3 separate regions of the Homo sapiens genome follow, and all the other regions are linked to region 3. A link is a contact called in ENCODE Hi-C or POLR2A ChIA-PET data. All regions are on one chromosome and are shown on one strand. The core of a region is the stretch at or near the end of the contact, and the rest is flanking DNA. Distances in the headings are between cores, read along the strand shown. Region 1 overlaps MLLT1 (MLLT1 super elongation complex subunit). Region 2 overlaps RFX2 (regulatory factor X2). Region 3 overlaps ACSBG2 (acyl-CoA synthetase bubblegum family member 2).

The links. A loop is a pair of places that touch in the nucleus more often than their neighbours do. ChIA-PET counts read pairs that join two places held with the same protein, here RNA polymerase II (POLR2A). Pooled maps may share reads with other maps.
Region 1: a loop to region 3 is called in a pooled map, with 4 times the contacts of the local background. The contact joins two enhancer-like sites. A Hi-C loop is called at or near these places in 4 of 50 pooled maps. POLR2A ChIA-PET finds 5 or more read pairs at or near these places in 2 of 52 experiments (GM10248 and activated naive CD8-positive, alpha-beta T cell).
Region 2: a pooled map shows a loop between it and region 3 (4-fold over the local background). The contact joins two enhancer-like sites. A Hi-C loop is called at or near these places in 3 of 50 pooled maps. POLR2A ChIA-PET finds 5 or more read pairs at or near these places in 4 of 52 experiments (A549, activated B cell, activated CD4-positive, alpha-beta T cell and 1 more).

What each region holds. Positions count from the first base shown.
Region 1 is chr19:6,242,841-6,245,540 of GRCh38, forward strand. The region is part of intron 3 of MLLT1 (MLLT1 super elongation complex subunit); the gene reads right to left. Among named protein-coding and RNA genes, the nearest start is that of MLLT1, 36 kb to the right of the region's middle. RefSeq lists an enhancer at 659-1,373. Within about 2 kb of position 1,296, at least 9 of the 41 ENCODE cell types and tissues checked have a DNase peak (open chromatin) inside an H3K27ac peak, as active enhancers do.
Region 2 is chr19:6,086,682-6,089,381 of GRCh38, forward strand. The region is part of intron 1 of RFX2 (regulatory factor X2); the gene reads right to left. Among named protein-coding and RNA genes, the nearest start is that of RFX2, 22 kb to the right of the region's middle. RefSeq lists enhancers at 99-600, 522-591, 601-1,100. Within about 2 kb of position 1,335, at least 33 of the 41 ENCODE cell types and tissues checked have a DNase peak (open chromatin) inside an H3K27ac peak, as active enhancers do.
Region 3 is chr19:6,160,022-6,162,721 of GRCh38, forward strand. ACSBG2 (acyl-CoA synthetase bubblegum family member 2) reads left to right here. Exons shown (of 15, transcript NM_030924.5): 6 at 1,194-1,274. The region is part of intron 2 of LOC105372255 (a long non-coding RNA gene); the gene reads right to left. Among named protein-coding and RNA genes, the nearest start is that of ACSBG2, 26 kb to the left of the region's middle. RefSeq lists a silencer at 1,464-1,523. Within about 2 kb of position 1,395, at least 4 of the 41 ENCODE cell types and tissues checked have a DNase peak (open chromatin) inside an H3K27ac peak, as active enhancers do.

The DNA.
Region 1 (2,700 bases), core at 46-2,545, 83 kb after region 3:
ACCGGCCACAGGAGAGGAAAGCAGGCCACTGTCATCTCAGATGACCCCTCTCCCCATCTGACAGCAGCTCTCTCTGCCCCTCTCGGTTTTGCCAAGCACACCAAGCCAGAAACGCAGGACTACTTGGCAGCCAGCACTGGCATGAAAGCGACAAAGGTGAGAGCTAAAAGGATTGCCAAGGAAATTAAGTCACATCAAATGATGCCTCAGAGAAGAGCTCCTGAGTCCAGCTGCTGATCTTGGCTAATGCCTCAAAACAAAGCAAGACAAAAATCAACCATGCTAAAGTCTGCTGGGAACGTAAAGCGGGAACGTGGCGGGGTCACCAAGCGGTAAAGCTGAAAGAGACCCCGAGAGCCAGTCCCAGCCCGAGCAGGGCCATGCATGTCAGTGGGGGCCCCCACCCCGGGAAGGCTCGGGGAGGCCGGCAGCCCCCGGCCCCTGCCCTGCCCAGGACCAGGGCATCAAAGCCTCCCAGGTCAGCTCTGCAGCCCCTCCCGAGGCCCTCACCCTGCCTCCTAACTGACTCCAGGGCACAGACAAGCACTTCCTGTTTGGCAGCCACTGAATTCCTTCTGGGAGAGATGGAGCCAGGTCTGCATTATAATGTCACTGACCTACTCCAGAACATCATGGGACAGGCGTGGGACAGGCACCTGGCTGGGGCTTCTGAAGCCACGGCCACAGAGCTTACGCCCAAAGAGGCAGGTGAACCCAGAGGACTCGACCCCTTATGCAGGATCTAACAGCAAATGCCACCATGTCACCCCCAGCGGATGAGCAGCTCTGCCCACCCAGCTCACCTCCCTCACACTCGCCCCAGCCCCGCTTCATCACCTGGACTCTGCCTTTCAAACAGCTGCCCCTCCCCCTAGAAGGGACCACCCCATCCTCTCAGCCTCACATAAGAAGAAGTCAATCGGCCGGGCACGGTGGCTCACGCCTGTAATCCCAGCACTTTGGGAGACCGAGGCAGGTGGATCACGAGGTCAGGAAACCGAGACCATCCTGGCTAACACGGTGAAACCCCCTCTCTACTAAAAATACAAAAAAATTAGCCAGGCATGGTGGCGGGCGCCTGTAGTCCCAGCCACTCGGGAGGCTGAGGTAGGAGAAAGGTGTGAACCCAGGAGGCAGGGCTTGCAGTGAGCCGAGATCACGCCACTGCACTCCAGCCTGGGTGACAGAGCAAGACTCCACCTCAAAAAAAAAAAAAAAAAAAAAAGAAGTCAATCTCGCTTCTTAAGAGAACCCAACCGACCCTTTCTAACTGGGTCCCCGTGACACACTCATAGCACCCAGCCCCTGGGCTTCCTGGAACTCATTCTGATGGGTCACTTCCTCTCCCGTGTGTCTGCCGTCTCTTGCCCTGTCAGTCTGTGAACTCCACAAGAGAGGGGAACGTGTTCACTTGGTCTTCACTGGGCCTAGACTTGGTAAATATCTGACACATGAAGAAATCCATGAAACTCCAGCAAAGAATGGAAGAAAAGCAATTCCTCCTCCTCACTGTAAACGAACATTAAAAAAAAAAAAACCCTCATTTGCGAAGAATAAATGACAAGGGCCTCCCTTACTAGATACCCACTACCCTTTGACAGTCTCCCCCGCCTCTCTCAACAGTGGGCTTGGTGCATGCCGCCAGCGGACAGCGAAAACAGAGGCATGGGCCTCAAGTGTGGCAAAGGGTTTCAGACACAAAACCAGAAGCACTCGCCAGAAAAACAACAGTAAGACGTCCATCAAAATAAAAAACGTTTGCTAGACAAAAATATACTATTAAGAGAATGAGAAGATAAGCCACAGACTTGGAGAAAATATTTGCAACTCATATACCAAGTACAGGACTTGTATCCAGAGTATATACAGAACTCTTAAAACTCAACAACAAGAAAACAGCTAACCCAATTTTTTTTAATGAGAGGGAAGGGCAAAATTCTGAACAGATACTTTACCAAAGAGAATATATGGGTTGCAAATAAGCACATGAAAACGATGCTCATTACCGTCGGCCGTCAGGGAGATGCAAATCAAAACCTAACCAGGTACCACTTCACACCCACTAGGACAGACGGCTATAATCAAAAAGGCAGAAAATGAGTTGCTGGTGAGGATGTAGAAAAATCAGAACCCTCATACCCGGCTGGGGGGGAATGTAAAATGGCACAGCTGCTGAAAAACAGTCTGGCAGTTACTCAAAAAGTTAAATAAAGAACGGGGCCAGGTGTGTTGGCTCACGCCTATAATCTCAACACTCTGGGAGGCTGAGGCAGGAGGATCACTTGAGGCTGGGGGTTTGAGCTCAGCCTTAGCAACATAGTGAGACTCTCTAACAAAAAAAAATTTTTTTAAATCTTTTCTTTTTTTCCTTTCTTTCTTTCTTTCTTTCTTTCTTCCATCTTTCCTTTCTTTCTTTCTTTTTTTTTTTTTTTAAAGAGATGGGGTTTCACCATGTTGCCCAGGCTGGTCTCAACCTCCTGAGCTCAAACAATCCTTCCACCTCGGCCTCCCAAAGTGCTGGGATTACAGGTATAAGCCGCCGTGCCCAGCCCTTAAAAAAGTTTTTTTAATAACTCACCGGATGTGAGGGCCGGGCACAGTGGCTCACGCCTGTAAACTCAGCACTTTGGGAGGCCGAGGTGGGCGGATCACGAGGTCAGGAGATCGAGACCATCCTGGCTAACATGGTGAAACCCCGTC
Region 2 (2,700 bases), core at 85-2,584, 73 kb before region 3:
TAGATGACTTCTGTGTCTCCCCTTTGACAGTAATGGATGCATCCACGCACACGGCTCATTCCTGTTTTCAGTGATGCGCTTCCTTACTATTATTTGCAAAGGGAATTTGTCTGTTCTGACCACACAACTCTACAGAGATACAAACATCACATGGGCACCTCTGCCTTTTCTGTTTACTACTAACGTAGATTGTCATGTAATTTTTGCCCTTCCATGCCTGTTCTTCTGAGGAGAAATTCCCAGTGTTGAGCAGATTTTGAAAGAGATCCAGACTGATGAAAGATTAAAAACCACTGGGCTACAGCAGTATGTCTTTTTTTTTTTAATCTTTTAAAACTTAAATTCACAAATTTGAGGACTCCAATTCAGACGAGCTTCGTTGTATAAACCAGGCAGATCTGTGGTCTTTAGAAGAAAGTGACAGAATCAGTTCACTTCCTGGGTGGGGACTGAGCACAGGCAGATGGTCGCAGCGGGTCAGAAGCCACAAGCTGCAGAGACAGACTCATGATAGACAGGGCGACAGGCATAACCTTCACAGGGGCGAAGCGAGACGCACACCCGTCTCCAGCAGGGAGCCACAGTCCACAGGTGGCTACTCCTCCCTCCCACTGCCCTGTATTTAGGAATTCAAACAGCCTGGGAAGGGACTGTGCTGATAATTGGCTCTGCTTTCAAAGAACACTTAGGAGATAATTAACCCACAGTCCACCAAGCCCAGGAATTGAGGATCGAGGATCAGAGGAAGCCCAGGAGGGAGATGCCTGCCAGAGGCGAGTAAAGGGACTTAGAGAGAAGTGCAGTTTTTTCTAGCATCCACCCATCCAACCCAAGGAAGCCCATCTGATTTACCACATCTAGCCAGTGACCTTGATCAGTTCCACAGCCAGGCATTAAGGCGAGTCCCCACTAACTTTCTCACCTCAGAGAAGCCCGATTCCAATTCTAGCCCCTCCCTGGACTCTGTCAGTAATTCCTAGCAATGCCTTCACTCTAAAAAATCCAGCTACAACAAAAGATTCAGATGCTGCAGAATTTATTTTGATTTGGAGGTTTCAGCTCCAAATCAAAGGGCTGATATCATGGAAATAGCTTTTTTGACAGCTAAACAGAAATTATTTTCCTTGATTAGCCATGGCACATTCGCCCTTCTTAGGTGGACAGCGTGTTTTGATACGAAGGTGATGGGTTACAGGTGCTGGGTTTCTCCACATGGGCAGTTTCTCCCCAGGAGTCTCACTCCTTACATCATCATCTAGAGCAGTAATTAATTTCAGAAACCACTCCTGGCTGCCATAAGCTGCACACCCACTTCCAGAACTGGCTTAACCCGCCAGGAAGCCACAGTCCTCAAGGGACAGTCACCCAGAGCTGCATGTTGGTGAGTCAGAGACGAGAACAAAGAGGAAGCAATGACCCCTGAACACAGAGCCCTTCCCAGCCCAGAGTGCTGCTCTAAGCCTAACCCAGGCTGGCCAGGGCCTGAAAGACAAAGAAGAATGCCACAGAGAAGGGCCAGGGCACTACAGCTTTTTTTTTTTTTTTTTTTTTTTTTGAGACGGAGTTTCACTTTTGTTGCCCAGGCTGGACAGCAGTGGCGTGATCTCGGCTCACTGCAACCTCCGCCTCCCGCGATTCTCCTGCCTCAGCCTCCTGAGTGGCTAGTATTACAGGCATGTGCCACCATGCCCCGCTAATTCTGTATTTTTAGTAGAGATGGGGTTTCTCCCTGTTGGTCAGACTGGTCTCGAACTCTCGACCTCAGGTGATCCACCCGCCTCAGCCTCCCAAAGTGCTGGGATTCCAGGCTTGAGTCACCATGCCAGCCCAGCATTTTTTTTTAAAGGCACAGTTCTCATAGGTATAAGAAGGCAACGAAATTCATCCTGCAAGATGGATGTAGCCAAAGACTCTTCTTTAATTACAACAAACTGGAGAAGATAACAAAGTAAATATTATTCCTCTCTCTCTTAGAGAAAGCAAAAATATGTTAAACACCATTGAAGAGCCTAAGGGGTTTTATAAACCTCAAAATCAGCATCACATTCATATACACATGAGTACTAGTCACATATAGCCAAGTAATGTGCGTTAGACCAGGGGGTGGCAAGCTTTTTTTGTAAAATGTGGAATAGTAAATATTTTAGGTTTTGCAGGTCAAGCGCTCGCTGTCAAGATGACTCAACCCCATCCATTGTAGGGTGAAATGACTGTGGCTGTGTGCCAATAAAACTTTATTTATGGTTCCAGTTTTAGTATATTTGCTGCTGAAGCAAGCACAATTTATGGACACTGAAATGTGAATTTCAGATAATTTTGTATGTCCTAAAATATTCTTCTTTTGATTTTTCCAACTACTTAAAAATGTAGGAAAAAAGCATTCTTAGTTCATGGGCTGTACAAAAACAGGCAGTGAGTTGGATTTAGCCCATGGGCTAGTTTGCCCACTCTGTATTAGACTCAGATGTTTGGACTCATGTCTTTAAAACAGAGCCTAAAATAACTCCAAATAAATAAAAGGGCAGGTATCAAATAGCCCATGTAATGACAAATAACCACGCTAGAAATCTGCGTCCAGCAGGTCAGGGACACTCTGGGGGTGAAGACCAACACTCCTGTCCTGTCTCCATCTCAGTGGCGGAGGATGTGGGGTTTTGGGCAGTCTCTGAAAAGGGAGTGTGCACGGGCAGGAGCTGGAGC
Region 3 (2,700 bases), core at 145-2,644:
AACTTTTTCATTGGATTGGCTAGAAGTGTCATAGAGAGACCCCATCCCGCTTTCTTTGGCATGAACAGAGTATAAAAATCTCGCAGGGGCCGGGCGTGGTGGCTCATGCCTGTAATCCCAGCACTTTGGGAGGCTGAGGTGGGCGGATCACGAGGTCAGGAGATCGAGACCATCCTGGCTAACACAGTGAAACCCCATCTCTACTAAAACTACAAAAAATTAGCCAAGCATGGTGGCGGGCGCCTGTAGTCCCAGCTACTCGGGAGGCTGAGGCAGGAGAATGGCATGAACCCAGGAGGCGGAGCTTGGAGTGAGCTGAGATAGCGCCACTGCACTCTAGCCTAGGTGACTGAGTGAGACTCCGTCTCAAAAAAAAAAAAAAAGAAAGAAAGAAAAGAAAAAAGAATCCCGCAGGTCACCTGAACCTTACCGTGCTAGGTATGGGTAGAGGGCTCTGCACTTGTCCAGGTTCCAGCCAACTTCATGAAGGATTTTTATTGCCTGACTCCGAGTAAAAGGTTAGCTAAATCTGGGCTGCAAGGTGCAAAGTCCTGGAAAAGGAAGAGCCATGAGGGACTTCTTTTAGCTCATCAACCAAGATCCACAATTCTGTGTAGCATAATTTGGTCAGAGATGTGTTGTCTCGGGCAGACTATTGTCATCCTCTACCGACACTGTTGGAAGCTACTGATATGGACTACAAAGAATCCAGGAGTCCTGAAACCAAGTCATTTGGAGTCAGTCAAGACCAATAGCAGCATTTTATAGTGTGGGCAGGGGAAGAAAAGAGGCTGGAGGCTGGGCACAGTGGCTCACGCCTGTAATCCCAGCACTTTGGGAGGCCGAGGCGGGGGGATCACCTGGGGTCAGGAGTTCGAGACCAGCCTGGCCAATACGGTGAAACCCCGGCTCTACTAAAAATACAAAAATTAGCTGGGCATGGTGGCACATGCCTGCAATCCCAGATACTCAGGAGGCTGAGGTGGGAGAATGGCTTCAACCCGGGAGGCGGAGGTTGCAGTGAGCCGAGATTGGGCCAATGCACTCCAGCCTGGGCGACAGAGCAAGACTGTGTCTCAAAAAAAAAAAAAGAGGCTAGAGTTGCTGGAGAGAGCTTACTTAGGACATCTAACCCAGCTTTAGTCTTTCCCAGGGCTGGGTTGCCATGAAGCCCACAGGGAACTTTCTTTCAGATTCCACAGAGCAGCCTAGAGCCCCTAAAAGCGATCATCCAGTACAGACTGCCAATGAAGAAGAACAACAACTTGTACTCTGTAAGTGTGGGAGGTGGGCACTGGGGAAAGGGGAGGGCGGGGCCTTGCAAGAAAAGTGGGCGTGGCCTAAGTGGAAGGTGAGCAGAGGGAGGAGGTCGGACCTGGCAAGGGTGGGAACTCTCAAAGGAAGTAGGTGGGGACTCTCAAAGGAAGTGAAAGGTGAGGAAAGGAAGTGGGTGGGGCCTTGTGAGGAAAGTGGGTGTGACCTTTCAAAGGACGTGAAATGTGAGCAGAGGGAGGGGGTGTGACCTTACAAGGGAAGTGGGTGTGGCCTTTCAAAGAAAGTGGGAGGTAAGCAGAGATGGAATGGGGCCTCACAAATGTGGTAGGTGGGGGTTTGCAAAGGGATGTGGGTGGGGCTTCATAAATGTAGTGGGTGGGGCTTTGCAAAGGGAAGTGGATGTGGCCTTTGCAAAGGGAAATGGGAGGTGAGCAATGCGTGGGGGCCTAGCAAAAGGACGTAGGCGGGACCTTTGGGACGCATTTTTCCCTTCTGGCATGAAGGGACTGATTAATGAACAGTGTCTGTTCTGGCTAATTACTGCTGGGCAACAAATCACCACCAAAACTGGTGGCTAAAAAAAATCAGTCATTTTGTTATTAATTTTTTCCCAAGAACATTAAGATAATTAAACAATATACTAAAAAGTTGAAAATTATGTTAAAACTAACAACATTAAGTTTAAATATTTTATTTATACCCAAGCCAAAATTTGTTATAACAATGACTAAGACAACCAATTAGAATTGCAGACTTCTCAGGAGATCGAGACCATCCTGGTCAACATGGTGAAACACCGTCTCTACTAAAAATACAAAAATTAGCTGGGCATGGTGGTACGTGCCTGTAGTCCCAGCTACTCAGGAGGTTGAGGCAGGAGAATCGCTTGAACCCGGGAGGCGGAGGTTCCAGTGAGCCGAGATCACACCACTGCACTCCAGCCTGGCAACAGAGTGAGACTCTGTCTCAAAAAAAAAAAAAAAAAAAGGCCGGGCGCCAGTGGCTCACACCTGTAATCCCAGCACTTTGGGAGGCCGAGGCAGGCGGATCACGAGGTCAGAAGATCGAGACCATCCTGGCTAACACGGTGAAACCCCGTCTCTATTGAAAATACAAAAAAATTATCCAGGCGTGGTGGTGGGCGCCTGTAGTCCCAGCTACTCGGGAGGCTGAGACAGGAGAATGGCGTGAACCCAGGAGGCGGAGCTTGCAGTGAGCTGAGATCGCGCCACTGCACTCCAGCCTGGGCAACAGAGCAAGACTCCGTCTCAAAAAAAAAAAAAAAAAAAAAATTACAAACTTTTTAGAGGTTCAAAGTGACCACTACAGCAACAGTCTTAAGTCTCGGATAACTTAAAAGACTACTTTGTTAGCAATAACACTTACAGCAGGGTTTCTCAACCTCCTTGCTGTTGACATTTGGGG